5 separate regions of the Homo sapiens genome follow, and regions 1, 2, 3 and 5 are each linked to region 4. Evidence: chromatin contacts called from ENCODE Hi-C or POLR2A ChIA-PET data. All regions are on one chromosome and are shown on one strand. Each heading gives the region's core, a stretch centred on a gene start or an enhancer-like site at or near the end of the contact. The rest is flanking DNA. Distances are from core to core; before and after follow the strand shown.

Region 1 (4,104 bases), core at 1,239-3,738, 6.5 Mb after region 4:
GTACATAGAGTCTAGAAAAACAGACATAGTTTTGATGGGCTCATGCTGTGTTTCAAGAAAATTGAAAGTGTGAATGAGTTGCCAACAGTTAAAAATTGAGAGGTTTGGTGTAATCAGGATTTGAGGCTTTTAGAAAAATTACATCTAGCAAGAGTGAACTGTCATTGTCACATGGCAACAATCAGCTAGAGATGAGTGACAGATAAGCCCTGTAGACGGCACAGACCCTACCAATGTGCCACAGTCCTCACTCAGCCCATTTGCTCATTTGGATTTCCATGCCTGGTCCCTGTATGTATTCTTGACTGTGATCAATAGAATTGCTCTTACCAGTCAGAAGCTTTCAGGGCTCAGAGTGATTCACAGAGCTGATCTAGCCTTGAGCTGCCTAGGATAAAAAGCCTCCATTGACACAAAAACTCATTCACAACAACACTTCCTGTAAGTCAGTCTGATAAAGACAGACCTGATTAAGTACTATAAACATTCTCAAAGACATGTTGGGAGAGTAGAGAGACATGTCCCTCTGGAAGTCAGGGGTGCCACAGGCAGATAGCTAGACGGGGGGGCCTTGGAAGATTGGGATATCCTATGGGAAACTCTCAGCCTAGTGCTGGGAACTTAGTAGGAGGTTAATACATATTTCTTTCTATCTTCCTAAGAGCAGATGCGAAGCACAGCAAGGAGGAAATGCAGCCAGAACAGTATAATGCAATGCAACGCACACAGGCACAGCAGGCCAAGAGAGAAGGAAGGAGGTAATGGTAGCCTAGAGAGCAGAAGCAGCAACAGAGGAGGCCTAGAGAAGCTAGGGTGACAGAGGCAGGCATCATCGTAATCGTGACGGCGCAACTGCAGAATGATTCTGACAGATCTTTGATAGTCATACAATCTATGTGGTAAGTAGATGCACAGAGTACATGAAGACAACATTAATCCAGCAGAAATTTGAAAGAAATTTACATCAACACTGGGGAGGAGACATGATTTATCCCTTTAGTGAAGGAGTGCTGGTTAAAACTGTAACAGATTTTTTATTACATATAAAAAATATAGAGAATACGTAATATATGCAGAATAACTAATATTCATTTGAAATACAGAATTTCTATAGTTAGCTGAAATAAGTTAACTGTTTAATAAAGTTTATTTTTGGCTTACCAGTGGTGTGGCTTTAGTTACTTTGGAATAATTTATTTCTAAAACCTCAATTAAAAAAATCAGTTCCTAACTGAAGTAAAATTATCAGAAACATCATGTCACTACCGTAATAACCTGTCAGAGAATGTTACACAAGGGGTGCAGCACAGCGGAATGGAAGGTTACAGATGCAATTATTATTTTTTCTAGCCCTTTGCTTCGGGTCATAGCCAACCAGTCACTATACACAGGGTAGCTTCTGCAGTATTTATTTCTTTAAATATTTAACAGTGTTGAGAGGCAATGACTCGCAATAATATGTAGAGTTTCTAGCACATTATGAGTGCTTAATAAATGTTAGAACAATAAAATCCTGTATGATGAAAAACAGCAGTCAGTAAAACTATACAGTCTACGATATTTTAAAGCCATAGCAATAACTAGTTTAAAAAGAATAGAAAGCAAACAGTGCATTGATTAAATCACGGTCATAAAGGAACATTTACGTTCACTAAAAAGTCCACCCAGGTAATTTCCCCTTGTATGTATTAGGGGATGGAAAGAAGGCACAGGAAAAGTGGATAAAGTATGGATTAAAAAACAACTCTTCCCCCATCCCCCCGCCACCCCCCAAAAGCCAGGTGGAGCTCTATTGACCACAAGCCGGGGTAGCTACATCCAGTGCAACGGTGGGGTGCTCCAAGCGCCTTCGAAACGTCCTCTACGCCAGCACCAACTGGCAAAACCTTCTAATTTTCTAGACGCCTTTCTGCTTGGTTTTGGAAGGGGAGGCACCCAAGTGGGTGTGTGCGACACCTCTAGTTGTAAGCCGGGACACAGTGACGTCGAGAGAGCGCTATTCTACTCGGAGAGGAAGTTAATCCCATCGAACTCCAGCCAGGAAAACGTGGGCTTGGGAACCGCGGCCGCTCGTTTCCAGGATCTCCCGCGGGCCTTCGCGGCTGAAGAACCAGGCGGCGAGGGCTGAGGACCCCGCGCTCTAAGTTTGGGGAAGGAAGTGAGGAAAAAAAACAGAGCTGCTCCTTTAAGAACTTCCTTTCCCTTTTACTCTATGTTTACATAACACAGGGGCCGAGCCTCCGCCGGGCCGAGGGGGGCGGGGAGTGGGCGCGGACGGCCCCACGCGCCGGGGGAGGGGGCGCCCCGCGGGCCGGGGGCGGGCGCCTGGCTCTGCGTGGGGCGGGGCGGCTCCCACCTGCCCGCGCGCTGGCCCCCGCCTCCCCCGCGCGGCCCCAGCCTCTCGTGCGCCCGCTCCCTCCTCCTTCCCTCCCTCCCGCGGGGCTTCGGCGGCGGCGCTCAGCGCAGGCAGGTCCCCCTGCTGCCGGGTCCCATTTGTTGCCGGCTCTGACTCGGGGCGGCCGCGGCGCGCGGAGCTCCGGGGAGTCAGGCGGAGCAGCCGCGCAGCCACGACGGAGCAGCAGCGGGACTGGCCGCCCCGCGCCCCCTTCGCCGCCGTGCCCTTCCCCGGCGCGCTCACCCCGTTCTCGGGATGGGATTGTAGCGGCGGCGCGGACTCGGCGGGGATCGCGGCGGAGGCGGCGGCGTCGGCGGCGGCGTCGGCGGCCGAGCGGGGCTCCATGTTTTCCCCTGGCCAGGAGGAACACTGCGCCCCCAATAAGGAGCCAGTGAAATACGGGGAGCTGGTGGTGCTCGGGTGAGTCCTGGGGTCCCTGGTCCCGGGCAGCGGCGCGGGCGGGGAGCGCCCGCATCCTGGAGCGGGGCTGGCGGGGTGGCTCGGTGCTCTTTGGGGACCGCCGGGGCGCTCGGGGCGGCAGGAGAGGCTCTCAGGGCCCGGACGGCGGCGCGGGGGCGGGATGCGCCCCATCGGCGCGCGCTCGGGGTGCTGCGGCGGACGCCGGGCTGCGCTGTCCGCGCGGAGGACGCGGCGGAGGAAGTGGCCAGAACTCGGGCGACCCAGCGGGGGCAGCGCCGGGCACCGGGTCCGCGGCCGTATCGTGGGGGCGGGGGCAGGGGCTCCACTTCCCGCGCGCCGCGTCCGGGCCGGGGAGGGCGGGCAGGGACTCCATGTGAGGCGCCGCGGTCGCGGGCGCTTCGCGGGGTCGCTTCCCGAAGCTGAGAGGCCGGCCGGCGCGGAGCCCCGTCTTCCCACCTCCCTCGCGGACCGTGGTACCCGCGCCCCCGAACTCCGAGCGCGGCGCCGTGAGCTTGGGCCGCCGCGGGCTGTGGGATCCCCGGCTGCGCTTTGCAAATTGTTCCGATGACCGCCGCGGGCCGCCGCAGCCCGAGAGCAGTGAACTGTGTGTGACCCGGGCCGGCCGGCCCTCCGCTTCTCCCCGCTTGGAGTGCTCTGGAGGGGAGGGACAGGATGCGGCTGCTCGGGGCCTGGCACCGGGGCGCGGGCCGTATCCCCCCGGTCCCGGCCTCGCTGATGCCCTCCCGGCTGCGGGGAGCTCGCCAGCCTCGCCCGCCTCGGCTCCCTCTCTGCTGGTGAAAGCCGCATCTTGAAGATAGTAATTATGTACAATCGTTAAACGGCAGCAATTAGAGACTTCATCTACTTCCTGAGTTTCCTTGTGACATTTCTATTGTTTACCCTTAATAAGCCAGGAGAGAGGCTTTGCGGGCTTAAAACTGGATATAGTGGGCAGTGAAAGGGGAGGGGGAAGGGGGAAGTGCAGGAAACTGGGGGGAAGGAACAACTTGGGTTTAGTGTTGAAGAAAGGATTATTTTTTCCTTTGGATGTGTCGCTCTGGGAACCCGCGCTTTTGTCCTTCTGCGTTGAAAGACCTGTATTCAGAACATCCTCGGCGCTGATAGGTAGGCTTAGCACACATATGAGGAGTCATGGCTGTGGGAAGACTCAGGGAACTTTGCAAAACGTGTTTTGATAAGTGAGTGCCTTGAAGTAAGTGCTGACTTAAAAATAATTTAAAGAGAGGAGTTTTTGAGGGAAGCTTCCAGACACCGCACAACTCAAAGCT
Region 2 (4,135 bases), core at 276-2,775, 5.4 Mb after region 4:
TGCATTTTCTCAAAAACAAACCTGATCACATCTCTCTGCTTCAAGCCTTTAATACCTTCTCAGTGCTTTTAGGATAAAACGAGATTCCTTAATAAAGTCCAGAAGGTCTTGGATAGGACATCCATTGCCTAACTTCACAGATTCATCTCTCACTAAACTCTGCATCACTCTCCACATTTTAGTAAGGCTAGTTTTCCTTCAGTTCTTTGAGCATACCATGATCCCTGGCCCCATTGGGCCTTTACACACAGTATTGCCTCTGCTTACTATGCCAACATCACCACCCCACCGCCACCACCACTCATCTCTTTATACTGCTTAATGCCTGCTCCGTCTTCAGATGGCGTCTCAAGAAACACTTGTCCAAAGAAGCCTTCCCTGACTCCTTTAACTAGATGAGCTTCTCCTCATACATGTTTATCACTGCACATATTACTTGTTTCTAAATACACATTTATTTTTGTGATTAATTTGTGTTCAATGCCTGTCAATCCAAAAAGACCTTAAGCTCAAAGGAGGAAAAGACTGTGTCTGGTTCGCTCTATTCTATCTGTAGTCCCCAGCAAAAGAGACACACAAGTATTTTTTCAATGAATCAATCAACATAGAAGCGACAGTGGAAGCCGTGCAATCGAGCAGTAGTGCGTAAGAATGGGACTTGGAAAGATAAAAGGGACCAGAATAACCGTAGGAAAATATTATAGTTTAGGAATCAGAGGAAAAAATTGTTTTAAGCCGTCAAAAAGTTAAAAAAAAATAAGCAAAAAGGGAAATAGCATCACTAAAGGCATGGAAGGATATCATTCCAAACAGAACAGGCCACTGAATTTGACAAGTAGGCAGTAACTAGTGATCTGACAAAATTAATAATGTAAGATGCAGGGAAGGGGAAAATATATGGAGAGAAGCTCGCATCTTTCCAACTCCTCTGGAAGTACGATTATAACTTTGTCGATATACTACAACTACCATGACGGCCCGAATCAAACAATAATCTAAAGAAATATGTGTGCCATTTTAGATTTCAACATTATTCCTCTATCCGCATGAGTCATTTTTAGCTGACTGCACATATAAAGTTTAAGGATAAATGTTTTAACATTTGCACCTAAAACGTTGTTTCTCAAAGAACCTTACCTCCCAGAATCATCAAAACAGACCTCCGTGTGTCCCTCTGTATGCCCATATCTCATTGGCTTCCGTGTGGCAGGCATGTTTTCCTTTACCTATCTGAAAATGTTTTATAAAAGCCAGTCTTATTATTTCAAAAGAGAAAAGCAGCGAGGCTAGGGATAGGAAGAGAGCTTAGTCTCCTCTAGGGCCCGTTCTCCGCAGCCCGGTTTCCCCCACCCGAGTGACACCAGCGGGATAAGGCAGAGGGTCTGTCAGACAATAAGCCGGAAAGGGAACACGCATCTCCTTGGTGGACGCGGGCAGCCGGAGTGGGGACTCACCCGGGTGACCGAGCCTCCGCCACTGAGGATCCACAAGAGCTGCTTCCCGCGCTTCGGCTCGCTCACCACACTGCGCCTGCGCCGACCCGCCCACGCCCAGCGCAGGTCCCGACAGAGGTCGCCGGGTGGTGGCGTCAGCTGCGGCGCCCTCCGCGTGGAAATTAGCCGGTTGCCCGGGCAAATCAGGGAGGAAGGGAGGGAGCTGAACACGGAAGTGGTGGCGGCGCCCAGGGAACCGGCGGAGGCGATGACCGTGACGGCTGGGTTGGGACCGGAACGCCGAAGCGGGGTTGGGGGTGGCAGAAAAGCATCTGCTTTGTAAGACCTACACGAGGTGCAGGAGTGGTTGGGCCTCCCCTCTCCACTTAAGCAAGCGCCCAGACTGATGGCGATGGTGATGGCAGCAGTTACTCGCACAACCCCAGTTAAGCTGCGCTCCGGGAGGTGAGTGGGGGAAGGGTGGCCGCTGCCTGGCCTCGCAGGCCGGGGTCTTGTTCCTGCCCTCCAGGCTCTCCTCCCAGGAAACAATATCCGGATCCCTAAAAGGATCCGGTCTCTTTCTTGGGGCCCAGTTAGCAGACAGATCTTTGAGCATCTTCTCTGGAAAAGAAGGCGAGATCTTCTAGAGCCTCTAATCTTGGCATCCTTCGTGCCCTCACCTTGTCGCTTCTGTAGAGATAAAGAAGGAATGACTTAATTTCTGTTCCGGTTGGTTCTCTTGGTACCTGAAGGTATAATTAATTAATGCTCAATTAATGCTTATTCTTTGCGACTCTATATATCCGTTATGAAGAAAGTAACTTGTGTTCTCTATTCAGATCCCACCTAAAGTTTACTGAAGTGAATATTTATAACCAAAAGAAGAGTTATAACTTAGTAGCCTTGAGCACTTACATTTGATCCATGCAATATCTGCTAAAGTCTTGGCCACTAAGTTTAAGTTTATGCTTTTCTTGTATCTTCATTCTCCATATTGGTACAGCAGCCTGTGATGAAAACCTTCAGAATGATATTCTTTCATTTGTACTTATCTTTGAGAATTTTTCTGCGTTTTTGTGATACCTTCCAGTATCAATCACATTTATTTTATTACCTGAGACGTTTTTCTGTTGAAGAGGTTTCCCTATTGTTTTTTTCAATCTAGTTCCATTGTGAAAAGTTGCAAACACACAGGCAAACCGTCGTGTTCTTACCGTGGGTGGCATTGTGTGAGGCGTTGTTTTTAGTACTAGAGCTCCAGATAGCCTTGCTAGACGCTGAGGTTTGTATATGAATGAAGAGGAAGAATGATTGGCTTAAAAACAACTTGGGATTTGTGGAAAAATAACCCACTGTTGATCTCCCGAAAGAGCAGTGGTACCAGAGATGATGCTTTCTGAGTGACCTAATTTTTTTTTTTTGGAGATCATTTGTTTTTTGGATAGACTGGCTTATAAATTTTTTCGTTCAAGTAACAATATCATTGGCTAGAGTACATAGAGTTCAAGATGAACTCTCATAATATTCGTCTCTATGTTGAATAAAGCGTGGTGAGATTTCTGGTTAGTACTATTCAGAGCTCAGCATAAGAAGAATCTGCAAATTGGAACAAGTTATAGCTACAAAATGCCTTCACTATAATATCTGTAATACCCATGAGACTATGATTGATGTCCACACATCTGTCATTTTCTCTTATCAATCAAGCCATTTGATTCATAGGTTAAAGAACAATTTTCTTTGCAGATTTTGCATGTATGGTAAAAGCTTGAGCCTCCGAGTTTAACAGTCCTGGGTTTTAATTCTAACTGACACATTGTGTGACCTTGAATATGTTCCTTTACTGAAAATCGAATTCCTCATCTCTAAAATGGAGATGACACCTACCTCCGTCGCATTGTTAGAGTATATAGGAGATACTCATGGATGTATAAAAGTAATTGTTATTAATATCTCATGTTACTAAAGGGGTGCTTTGGGTGGGTATTTAGTGTTTTTTGTTTAAAGTGGGATTTGTTTAAATAATTATCCAGTAAATTTTTCAAATATTAAAAAATGTATTCTTGTTTTTGCTAGTATCATGTTTTCACAATTCCATTTGTTTCAGTCAAATGGCTACAAATTGTAATACCTTCAGTGAGTTTATGGTCTTGCTGAGGGAAATAGACATTCAAACAATATGATCAAGATGATAGTGCAGTAATGAAAGATGTGTAACTTAAATATTAGCAAAATTGTCTAGTTAGTTAAAATAACATAGTTTTTTAAAAAGAAATCAGTGTAGCTGTGTCACTGATAGGAGTATCAAAAATTTTCCAAATGTAGTTATTTGTCATTAACAGTGCTTATCTCATAGGTGTGGGTGGCTAAATGAACTGACTGAAAATGATGCCAAAGTCACAGATTGAATTGCAGTGATGGTTAGTTAGCTTTGCTGTGTTGTAACCACTCATACTACCCTTAGACTCACAAATATTTTTGCTCCCAAGGACAATTGGGTGAGAAAACATGGGTACATTGCCATTCTACCAATGATGGTATTACCTATATAAAATCATGTGATCTTACAGGATTTATCTAAGAGGATATATCAGTATTGGCTTATGGAAGGAGTTTAAAAAATTATTTTCTAGTAAAATATGTACTTGGTGTAAAAATGATTAATCTTGTGAAAGGTAAGGCTAGAAGAGTGTAACAATAGC
Region 3 (3,623 bases), core at 436-2,935, 5.6 Mb after region 4:
AGGTGGGGCTGAAAATGCCAACTCTCGAGAAATCCTGCCTTGGTCTGTCTAGTGACCAGCCCCAATCCTGAAGCTATTTAGAGGCATCCAGCTATCAGTCAATCATTAGCATACAAAAAGGTACCACTTTGAAGACTCCAAGGATTTTAGTAGTTGTTTGCCAGAAAACAGAACAAGACCAAATATATAGTTCACAATAACCCTATCAGTTTGCTCCATTATTTTCATCCATACAAGAAATCATACAGTTTAGGCCGGCACGGTGGCTTAGGCCTGTAATCCTACCACTTTGGGAGGTCGAGGCAGGACTGCTTGAGCCCAGGAGTTTGAGACCAGCCTGGGCAACATAACACGACCCCGTCTCTATAAATTTTAAAAAAGAAAAGCCATACACACACACACACACACACACACACGCACAAAATCATATAGTTTAATTGGCACATGCCTTTTTCTTGGAAAGATCTTTGAGAATGTATTCAAGCAAAACAAAAGAGGACAATAAAGACGACGTCAGTAGATCCAACTAGGGAGAACAAAGAAAATTAGAAAGTTTGAGGGGGTCACCTGTGTAGCTGGTATAGAGAACTACCAAGCCAAACTGGAGAAAGGATACTGATTCTCAGAAGTCTTGGCAGTTAAAAAACAAAAACAAAAAAAGGTAAGGGGGAGGCTCTGTGATAGACACACTATGGTATATTCTTCAACAAGAATTAACTAAATCCACTAGAAAACTCCAGATAATAGAAAAATTGGCACAAGTAATGCAATACATTGTTACATGATTCTAAGCAATCAACAAAATATAAAAAACGAGAATCTGTCTGACCTGCATGCTAATAACATTCTCCTCTAAGACCCAAGGAAAGTGACAATGGACTGTGCTTTTCATAAAGAACTGTCTTCTACTATTTATCTCCTGCAATATTAATTCGCTAAAGATTGAAGAAAAATTAAGACTTATGTATTAAATACAGGATAGCACTATCCACAGCAAGAGAAAGAGCGAGCGAGGACAACATTAAAGGTACAATTATCAGAATAACCCTGAAAGGTAGTTAACTATTATCGCTCTCATACAGATGAGGTCAATTAACTGCTCACATTAGCATATCTAAAAGGTGGTGAAGCTGGGATCCCAAGCAAGGCAGCCCTGGCTCCACACACACCTAAATTTTGTTTGGCTGAGTGGCGTTTCCTCCAGCTTGAAAGTCCAGAATGCGTTAATCTTGCTTGACTAGAGGTTCTCAACCGGGCGTTTTTAGTTGCCATGGGACCTGGGAAGAGCTACGGGAATTTAATGTCGGAGCTAGTGAAGAACAGTTTCACCCCAAAGGTCAATTACGCCCCGGTGGTGAAACGCTGACTATTACAGAGGTCAGGGCAAACATATGGACTCTTCTAAAGGCTCGCATTATCAGCTTCGGGAAGGGCAGGTAACACGGTCCTAAAGGAGCCTGCCTCTGACTTGCTCCCGCTCGCAGCCCCCGGTCCTCAGACCCTTCTAGACCTTCAACGGAAGCGGGCCAGTGTTCTCCGTCCAGCTCTCCAGCACCCACCTACCTGAGCCACCTTCTAGCGTGAAACCTCAACCAAACAAAAAGTAAAGAACACTCGGTCTGGACGACCACCGCCGACTCCGAAGCAGGAACCCTCACAACCCGAGCCTCCACGAAATTCAAACTTGCCGCACCGAGCCGCTGATTGGAGGGGCTTTAACCAACACTTCCGGGGAAGATCCCACCCCTTCCACTCAACGAGGCTTGCGATTGGTTTGCTCCGTGCGATATTTGAATTGATTGAAAGGTGAAGGGCCAGTTCAAAAGATGGGTGAGAGAGGGAAAATAGGCGGGACCGCGACGCGGGATGAGAAGGAGTGGAGCAGTCGGGGCGCTCACGTCAGGTGAAGGGCGGGAGTGGGCGGTGGAGCCCGAGGGGTGAGGCTGGGTCCCTGGCAAAGCTGGGCTGCGGGAAATCTCCCCCAGAGCTCGCAAGGCTTTTTTTTTTTTTCTTTTTTCTTTTTTTTGAGACAAGGTCTCTGTCCCTTAGGCTGGAGTATAGTGGGCACCGACCACTGCTCACTGCAGCCTTGAGCTGCTGTGTTCAAACCATCCTCCCACCTCAGCCTCCCGAGTAGCTGGGACTATAGGCGCGCACCACTACGCCTGGCTAACTTTAAAAAAATTCCGTAGAGACAGGGCCTCACTACGTTGACCAAGCTGGATTCAGGGCTTTTTAATGTCCTTGTTTAGTCACAGAATCTAGCAGACCTTCTTGGAATGTTTTCTTTACTAGACGTTTTAAAGAAAAGGCTTACCCCAATTATCAAATCCTTACATAGTTTAGCGTTACTTTTCAACGTCGCCAGCCCCCCTCCCCTTTTTTTTCTTTTTTAGTTCATTTTTTGTTGAGGCGAAGTTTTCGTATACAGTGAAAATAATAGTTTTTCCCCCCCAGTGGACAATTTGATGAGTTTGGTAAATGTAAACAGCTGTGTAACTACCACCCAATCAGGACGTAGAGCATTTCCATCACTCAGAAGAGTGGCCTGTTTCTTTCCTGTCCATCTCCCACCACATCAGCAACCACTCCTCTTATTTCTAGCACTATAAAAATGAAGGTGATAGGTACTCTTTTGGGTCTGCGTGAACCAGAAGTTAGTAGTGTTTGTTATTGAGAGGCATTCCATTGAATACTTTATGCATTCACCAGTTGATGGATTTGTATTGCTTTCAATTTTTGGTGATGATGAGCAAAGTTGCTATAACCATTCTCGTACAAGTCCTTGTGGGCATATTTTATTTATCTTGAGGAAATACAGGAGTGGAATTTCTGGGTCATTCTGGGTATGTTTAACTTAAAATTTTTTTTTTTTTTTAGAAGCAGGGTCTCTCCGTCCCCCAGGCTAGAGAGCAGTGGCACAATCATAGCTCATTGCAGCCTTGGCCTCTTGAATAGCTGGGACTATAGGCGGGTGCCGTCACCCATGTCTAACTTTGTAAGGAATTGCCAAGCAGTTTTCCAAAGTGGTTGTACCATTTTACAATTCCCACCAGCCACATATAAGAGTTCCACTTGTTTCACATGCTTTCCAGCACGTGGGGTTGTCAGTCTCTAATGTTCACCCTTCTGGCCAGGCACTGTGGCTTGCGCTTGTAATCCCAGCACTTTGGGAGGTCAAGGCGGGGGGATCACGAGGTCAAGAGATCAAGATCACCCTGGCCAATATGGTGAAATGCCGTCTCTGCTAAAAATACAAAAATTAGCCGGGTGTGGTGGTGCGCGCCTGTAGTCCCAGCTACTCAGGAGGCTGAGGCAGGAGAATCGCTTGAATCCAGGAGGTGGAGGTTGCAGTGAGCTGAGATCGCACCACTCCACTCTGGCCTGGGTGACAGAGTGAGACTCCATCTCAAAAAAAAAAAAAAAAAAAAAGAGACTGAGAATGGTGGCTCATACCTGTAATTTCAGCACTTTGGGAGGCCAAGATGGGAGAATCAGTTGAGGCCAGGAGTTCAAGTCCAGCACTGGCAACATAGCAAGACCCCATCTCTACCAAATAATAATAATAATAATAATACAATATTAGCTGGGCATGGTGGCGCACATCTCTAGTCCCACTACTT
Region 4 (3,754 bases), core at 744-3,243:
CTGATGAAGTATTTGCTCAGGGCTGCCAAGCCTGAGTTTAAACGTACTTTCTCTGTCCCTGCTGCACTGCAGTATTCATATTAACAATTTACAACAGACAGGGCGCCGTGGATCACGCCTGTAATCCCAGCACTCTGAGGGGTCAAGGCAGGCCCATCTCCTGAGGTCAGGACCTCAAGACCAGCTTGGCCAACATGGTGAAATCCCATCTCCACAAAATAATAAAAATAGGCCGGGCGTGGTGGCAGACGCCTGTAATCCCAGGTACTAGGGAGGCTGAGACAGGAGAATCGCTTGAATCCGGGAGGGGGAGGCTAGTGAGCTGAGATCACGCCACTGCACTCCAGCCTGGGAAACAGAGGGAGACCCAATTTCAAAACAAAAAAAAAAATTTACATCATTATAGAACAGTACTATCCAATACAAAATAATTGATCAGAAAGCTGGTGATTTTTATCTCAAAGAGCCAATAATAAATTCGTTTTCACCTTAAAAAAAAAAACCCAAACTACTATTTAAAAGATTTTCAGAAGCCAAAAGTTTCACAGTCAAAAGTTTCATATAAACACTAGCTTGACTAAGATGATCAAGAGATAGAAGCACTAAATGGCAGACCATTGTTTGCTGAATCTTAACAATGTCTTTCCGGCCCCAAACTTTAAGTTCATTCCAGTGTATGACGCTTTCAAACATTTTGGGTTGGCCGGGCGCGGTGGCTCACGCCTGTAATCTCAGCACTTTGGGAGGCCGAAGCAGGCGGATCACGAGGTCAGCAGTTCGAGACCAGCCTGACCAACATGGTAAAACCCCGTCTCTACTAAAAATAAAAAAATTAGCCGGACATGGTGGCAGGCGCCTGTAATCCCAGCTATTCAGGAGGCTGAGGCAGGAGAATCGCTTGAACCGGGGAGGCGGAGGTTGCACTGAGCGGAGATCACGCCATCGCACTCCAGGTTGGGTGAGTGCGACTCCGACTCAAAAAAAAAAAAAAAAAAACTTGGGGTCAGCGGTTAATACATATATTTGGTTAGAAAATATCTAGGTACAGCCGCGCGTGGTGGCAAGAGCCTTTAGTCCCAGCTACTCGGGACGCCAAGGCAAGAGGATCGCCTGAGACCAGGAGGAGTTCGAGGCTGCAGTGAGCCGTAACAACGCCACTGCACTTCAACCTGGGCGACAGAGGGAGACCCTATCTCTAAAAAAAAAAAAAAGAGAATAGGTACTTACAAGATTGATAAATGAAACAAATGTAAAACAATTTTAGTGGCTTCTCTAAAGTGAATTTCACCAAACACAATACACGGCACCTAAAACTGGCTAAGCTATCTAGGTAAAAAAGGGAGTAGGAAAGACTAAGTCCTTCACCTTCTCCATTCTATTAATTTGATTGCCCAAACCATCAACACTGTCACCAGCTACCAACTAAAAAAAGAGGAAAAGCTCTTGGTCGAATGCTCAGAATTACCACTCCAGGGAAGATCTGTCCGTTTGTCTTTCGCGGAAAAAATAACCCCCACAACCTTCTCTGCCCAAACAACATGGAGTACGCCTGCAGACGCCTACCTTAATGAAACCGATATCCTTCGCGTACTGACGGAAACACTGGCGGCACATATTGAGGCCATATTTCCGGATCAGACCGTGCCGGTTTGAACAGACACGACTGTAAGAAAAGAGACAGCGGTTTTGCAGGTCATAGAAATTACAAGACTCCGCACTCAGACGGCTACTACCCGCATCCCGGGACTCCCAAGCCACAGTACAGGCCTGTAATGGCGGCACCAGCGACTCCCAGTCGGCGTGCTCCCTCGTGCCGCCCGTGGCCTCCTCTACTTGAGATTTTAAGCAGCCTAGCGCTCCACGGCAACGCTTCCCCAAAATCACAAACTATTTCTCACCAAGAGCGAGAACCCTGGCCGAATTTTCGCGGGTGGCTCCAGTACAGCTGCTGGTGACCCATCTTGCTCTCAGCAGTGCAACGAGGTAAAAGGAAGAAGCTGGCCCACGCATGCGCTCTTCAAATTTTTGAGACAGTTTACCCAGAATGCAGTGCTCAAAGGAAACGCGTGCGCAGTGTGGTCAGGTTGTTTCGCTGGGTGAGTAAAATGAAATCTTAGAGGCGTTGTGGGCTGGCCCAGTTGATGACGTCACCATACCACAGCTTCTAGTGCTATTCTGCGCCGGTATCCGACCGCCGGGCGCGGTGGCGCGTGCCTGTAGTCCCAGCTACTCGGGAGGCTGAGGCTGGAGGATCGCTTGAGTCCAGGAGTTCTGGGCTGTAGTGCGCTATGCCGATCGGGTGTCCGCACTAAGTTCGGCATCAATATGGTGACCTCCCGGGAGCGGGGGACCACCAGGTTGCCTAAGGAGGGGTGAACCGGCCCAGGTCGGAAACGGAGCAGGTCAAAACTCCCGTGCTGATCAGTAGTGGGATCGCGCCTGTGAATAGCCACTGCACTCCAGCCTGGGCAACATAGCGAGACCCCGTCTCTTTTGAACAATAAATACGTTAATTTTGGACTCTCAAGAGATGAATATTCTCATAGTCTTTTTTATTGATTAAACCTTTTACTTTCTTTTAATTAAAACGTTACACTTGGGAAAGGAGTTTTTCCTCGACTCACCAGTGACACCTACTGGAATAAATTTACAAAACAACTTAAAATCAGCTGTAATGATCACGAGTCAACGGTAGGGTTTGCTTTTATTTTGTTAAAGAGAGTACGTTTTCAAATTTATTTTTTTGACACACTCCTCCAAGAAATACACCTACACCATTCCAAAAAAAAATGAGATTCTTTGGCATTTAGTGTATTTGATTCTTAAATGTAATTGGCTGAATGTAAAGTAATAAACAAGTAATGTGCAGTGTATGTTGCTTTGACCAGATAATTTGGTGACAAAACAAGTAATGAAAAGCAAATGCAAAAATGCAAAAAACCAATGTCAATAAACGAATTTCTGCTGAAAGATACCTACATTCCATATGGTCATTTATAATGCCTCCAGATAAAACTGCTCTGAAATCAAAGCTTTAACTAGATTTATAAAATGTAGCACAGGGTGCAACAATTCCAGAAACTTTTACATATAAACTTTTATAAATTGAAATACAACACTTCTTTAAGGTATGTTATGTCAGGGTTCTAGTGGGGTCCCCCTACCCAATCATTAAGTTAGGCATTGTATTATATGATTAAGGAAGGAGGGGAGTCAGAGATTTGTAAACTAGATATAACTTGCTCCTTGCCCTCAAAATTTTCTAATCTGTGGGAAACAGGATTATCTCCAAGACTTCAACATACAACGTTTGTGCACCAACAACATATGTACAGCTAAGGAAAATATTCTGTATTAAATCATGGGTGTGCTCATGAAGTACGAAAGGAGCCAAGAAGAGAAATTAATTCCAGTTCGAGGTACATTTGAGAGACCTTTGAGGTAGACCTTGAAGAATGGGATTTCTACAGGCAGCACTTGACAGAAGGGAATGCCTGGTGAAAGGAAGCGCTTGAGCCAAGGTAAGGTGAACAACTTTGTGTAACTAGAATAGAAGATGGACAAAAGGCCTAGTGATAGGAATGAAAAGGTATTTTATTTTAAAGCCTCATTGGGCAAGATCCAATGTCAAGCTTTTACAACTTTCCTATAATTTATATCAGTCACTAATGTGTGGTTTCCAAAAGCCATTTGCCTCTCAAAAGCTAATCTAACATTTGTCCACACTTTCTTAGGCCTCTTCTAGTTGGTCTCC
Region 5 (3,610 bases), core at 817-3,316, 8.8 Mb after region 4:
GAGACAGGAGGATTGCCTGAGCTCAGGAGTTGAAGGCTTCAGGGAGCTATGATCATGACAGAGCAAGGCCCTGTCTCTGGAAAAAAAAAAAAAAAGAGGGAAAGGAACTAAAGAGTAATGACAAAGAGCTGTAAGATCCAAATTAAGTTGTCATTTTAATAATTCAGAGTGCCTACACTCAGATCTTAGGTCACTGTTTCTTTCACATAAGTTTCACCTAGAAGGTAAGAGTTAAACTATCTCCAAGGTCTCTGGCGACTCTGACATTGTAGTTCTTTCAGTACACTCATAATATACAATAAATTGTGAACAAACAAGTACCACCTATGAGCCCAATTACGAAGAGAAAATGTAACTAAAATAAAAAATAATGGCCACGTGCGGTGGCTCACGCTTGTAATACTAGCACTTTGGTAGGCCGAGGCGGGTGAATCAAGTCAGGAGTTCGAGACCAACCTGGCCAACATGGTGAAACCCCGTCTCTAATAAAAATACAAAAAAAATTAGCTGGGCGTGGTGGCGGGCGCCTGTAATCCAGCTACTCAGGAGGCCTGAGGCAGAAGAATCGCTTGAACCTGGGAGGCGGAGGTTGCAGTGAGCCAAGATCGCGCCACTGCACTCCAGCCTGTGCCACAGAGTGAGACTTTGTCTCAAAAAACAACACAAAACTCATTAGAGAAACTCAGCAAGTTACAAAAAAATAATAATTAAAAGGGTCTTTAACGCTGAGCCCTTAAAGTCTTTTTTTTTCTTTTTTTTTTAAGACAGTCTTGATCTGTCACTCAGGCTGGAGCACAATGGCGCGATCTCAGCTCACTGCAACCTCCACCTGCCGGGTTCAAGCAATTCTCTTGCCTCAGCCTCCTGAGTAGCTGGGACTACAGGCGCGCGCCACCATGCCCAGTTAATTTTTTGTATTTTCAGTAGAGGCGGGGTTTCACCTTGCTGGCCAGGCTGGTCTCGAACTCCTGATCTCGTGATCCGCCCGCCTTGGCCTCCCAAAGTGCTGGGATTACAGGCGTGAGCCACCGCGCTCAGACTTTAAAGTCCATTTTAAGTCTAGACTTCTATGAAGGTAGACTGCCGAGATGTAAAAGAAATAAAATTAGTTATTTAGCTTTTAGATCGGATTACATTTTCTGCTTTGATTATTCTAAAGCCTCCAGTAAGGCGTAAAGGGAAAGCTCTAAGTAGCGCATCCTGGGAAATGAGCAGATCAGGGAAGGGGTGTTAGACCTGGTATTATGTCTAAAGACGATTTTCATTTAAAGGAGGATCTTCCCCCGGGCAGCTCAAGGTCACATCGTAAATACCTTATAGTCTAATTCAGTGTCCCAAAACAGGACCCCGACTCCCCAGATCCGGGTTGGGGGTGGCTCAGGGCCTAAAGTTCCTACCCTCGCCCAGGTGACACCATCTCCAGGAAGGTCTGCACCCGACCCGGCGAAGCGCTGTCCCGCTTCGCACCCCCCACTGCTCCAGGTACGTGCGGCGGCCTCCTCGGGAGACCCCGCCACTTTCCTGGAGCGTAGCCTGCCACCCCCCGTCCGGGAACCCCGGATTCTCACGGCAGAGAACAGACACCATACTTAAGCACAGGCTCTCGCATCCGACATCAGTACAAGGCTGGGGGTTGTTGGGGGACGGTTGAGCCTTGGGAGGGAGGGTCAGGGTCTGGACAGGAGCCGCGGCCGCCAGATGGGAAAGAACACGTGGGAGCAGTAATGTCAAGTGACACTTAAACCCTTAGACGCCGATTCGTTATAACGCGAGGAAATCTAGAAGAAAAAGCAGGTACCATCAGCGAATTCTAAAATCTCCTAAGGATTAACTTCGGTTATTTTCTGCTTAGACAACGCTTTCTATTCCCGACTTCCTCTCCAATAATGACCCGAATCTGTCGAAACTTCTTGGAAGCCTAATTTACCTAATCCCACGTCCCTAACGGTCTTCGGAAGCGAAGCAGTGTCAACAGTCCCTGGTAAACACAAGTAGTATTACAAGTCGGGAGCTCTTCAAGTCTTGGATGAGACTGTAGAGCGGTCTTGTGCGGCAATGTGCTACCTTAAAATAAATAAATAAATAAACCCCTGTTATGTCCGGAGTTTGTTTCCACCCGGAGAGGAATGGAAGAGCACCAGAGAGCGCTTAGCTTTCTGGTTGGATGTTTTGGGTGAGTTTCTTGGCGCGCATGCGTGTTGTGTCTCAAGGGCGGGTTTGAAGGGAAGTGGGTGTTGACCTGCGGGCAACTGACGCTGTTGTCAGATTACACCCACGACGGTGCGGGTCTCGGGCGTTCTGGAGATACGTAGGGGTGAATTTATGTTTCCGACGATTGCATCTGGAGGGGTGTGTAAGACTCTGTGGCTGAAGAAAGCTATTACGCTTCTTATGTGGGTCATTATTTTAAAAATAGCATTTCGCTTTTATTTGCTTGACTGCCTCTTCTCAACAAATTTTAAGCCCGCCACTACATGTGTTTGGTTTTGCCCTACCAGCTCTGGGGTTGGGGAGTGCACTGTTATGGTTATTGTTGCTCCTGTGGCCATTCTCTTGTCATCCCCACTTTCACATTTTGGCGTGGTGTATTAATAGACTGAGTGGGATTAATGGGTAAATATGACTTTATAGTCAGCTCTAATCCTGGATTCAATATCAGAATTTAGATTTTCAGCTTTGTGGATGTTCGACATTTTAAAAACAGTTATTGCAAAGAGGTGAAAATTTTGTTCTGAAGTCTTAAGGAAACAGAGAAAGTTTTTCCGTCCTTAAGTGTGGGACTTGTTTTGTGACCAACAATATGAAAGGCTCTGAGGTCAGCTTGGAGAAGAAAAAAAAGATTAAGATGCCAGTGAAGAGACTTCGTGAGGTAGTTTCTCAAAATCATGGAGATCATTTGGTTTTGCTGAAAGATGAGTTGCCCTGTGTTCCTCCGGCATTGTCTGCAAATAAACGTCTTCCTGTTGGAACGGGGACTAGTTTGAATGGAACATCACGTGGTATGTGATTCCATGTAGTTTTTCAACCAGTTTTAGTTTAGTAAATCTTTAGTCCTTATTTGTTTAAATTCCCAAACGTAAGATATAAGTCTAGTTTGTACAGATGTTTGAAAACTGACCCTGTTTCCCGGGAAAATGGCCAGGAAGCCTATAAAATGTTTGAATAGATGGAATGAATGAAACTTTAACGTCCCCTGTTGTGCTTTTTTTTTTTTTTTTTGCATTGACTTTTGCATATTTTTTTTTTTATATTTATGGTGGATACACTTAACTTGTATAATGTGCTTTATTTTCCCCCACGTAGTGTTTTTTATAGTTTTCCCCCAAAGTAGTGCTTTTTACCTAATTCACTACTTTCTTTTCATAGTGGGAAAAGCAGGACTTCTGCCAATTGATGGCTTCTATATTCCAATTCACTTAATCTGTCTAGAGCTCAGTGAAAATAAGGATAACATATGCTTTACCCACTTCGCTGCTAATTGTGAGGATTAAATTAATGAATATGTGAGCAAAAACAGCAAAACGCTTTTGTAATGCTGTTCTTTGGGGGATACAGCGGTGACACTCAAATAGTACTGCTGTTAAATTAGACCTTTACATCGTATACATAT

Evidence for each region. A loop is a pair of places that touch in the nucleus more often than their neighbours do. ChIA-PET counts read pairs that join two places held with the same protein, here RNA polymerase II (POLR2A). Pooled maps may share reads with other maps.
Region 1: a loop to region 4 is called in a map of naive thymus-derived CD4-positive, alpha-beta T cell, with 18 times the contacts of the local background. The contact joins the promoter of PELI2 here to the promoter of RPS29 in region 4. A Hi-C loop is called at or near these places in 1 of 168 maps with a recorded cell type or tissue (naive thymus-derived CD4-positive, alpha-beta T cell) and 5 of 50 pooled maps. POLR2A ChIA-PET finds 5 or more read pairs at or near these places in 1 of 52 experiments (B cell).
Region 2: a loop to region 4 is called in a pooled map, with 4 times the contacts of the local background. The contact joins the promoter of WDHD1 here to the promoter of RPS29 in region 4. A Hi-C loop is called at or near these places in 1 of 168 maps with a recorded cell type or tissue (psoas muscle) and 4 of 50 pooled maps. POLR2A ChIA-PET finds 5 or more read pairs at or near these places in 1 of 52 experiments (Panc1).
Region 3: a map with no recorded cell type shows a loop between it and region 4 (20-fold over the local background). The contact joins the promoter of DLGAP5 here to the promoter of RPS29 in region 4. A Hi-C loop is called at or near these places in 1 of 37 single-sample maps with no recorded cell type and 2 of 50 pooled maps. POLR2A ChIA-PET finds 5 or more read pairs at or near these places in 1 of 52 experiments (activated naive CD4-positive, alpha-beta T cell).
Region 5: a loop to region 4 is called in a pooled map, with 5 times the contacts of the local background. The contact joins the promoter of TIMM9 here to the promoter of RPS29 in region 4. A Hi-C loop is called at or near these places in 3 of 50 pooled maps. POLR2A ChIA-PET finds 5 or more read pairs at or near these places in 2 of 52 experiments (CD4-positive, alpha-beta T cell and Panc1).

The regions. Positions count from the first base shown.
Region 1 is chr14:56,115,923-56,120,026 of GRCh38, forward strand. PELI2 (pellino E3 ubiquitin protein ligase family member 2) reads left to right here and starts at 2,489. Exons shown (of 6, transcript NM_021255.3): 1 at 2,489-2,815. The coding sequence starts at 2,739. RefSeq lists an enhancer at 1,877-2,116 and silencers at 2,247-2,306, 2,347-2,606, 2,897-2,966.
Region 2 is chr14:55,025,574-55,029,708 of GRCh38, forward strand. It overlaps WDHD1 (WD repeat and HMG-box DNA binding protein 1), which reads right to left and starts at 1,526. Exons shown (of 26, transcript NM_007086.4): 1 at 1,455-1,526; 2 at 1,138-1,230. The coding sequence starts at 1,214. It overlaps SOCS4 (suppressor of cytokine signaling 4), which reads left to right and starts at 1,663. Exons shown (of 3, transcript NM_199421.2): 1 at 1,663-1,898. RefSeq lists enhancers at 1,348-1,875, 1,876-2,402 and a silencer at 1,504-1,553.
Region 3 is chr14:55,189,900-55,193,522 of GRCh38, forward strand. DLGAP5 (DLG associated protein 5) reads right to left here and starts at 1,686. Exons shown (of 19, transcript NM_014750.5): 1 at 1,564-1,686. LOC105370508 (a long non-coding RNA gene) reads left to right here and starts at 1,774. Exons shown (of 2, transcript XR_943888.3): 1 at 1,774-1,903. RefSeq lists enhancers at 876-1,429, 1,430-1,982.
Region 4 is chr14:49,584,387-49,588,140 of GRCh38, forward strand. RPS29 (ribosomal protein S29) reads right to left here and starts at 1,994. Exons shown (of 3, transcript NM_001032.5): 1 at 1,899-1,994; 2 at 1,564-1,663. The coding sequence starts at 1,960. It also overlaps RN7SL1. RefSeq lists enhancers at 1,025-1,074, 1,673-2,172, 2,045-2,554.
Region 5 is chr14:58,425,465-58,429,074 of GRCh38, forward strand. TIMM9 (translocase of inner mitochondrial membrane 9) reads right to left here and starts at 2,067. Exons shown (of 6, transcript NM_012460.4): 1 at 1,928-2,067; 2 at 1,590-1,778. KIAA0586 reads left to right here and starts at 2,255. Exons shown (of 31, transcript NM_001329943.3): 1 at 2,255-2,999. The coding sequence starts at 2,801. RefSeq lists enhancers at 259-1,202, 2,217-2,266, 2,337-2,526.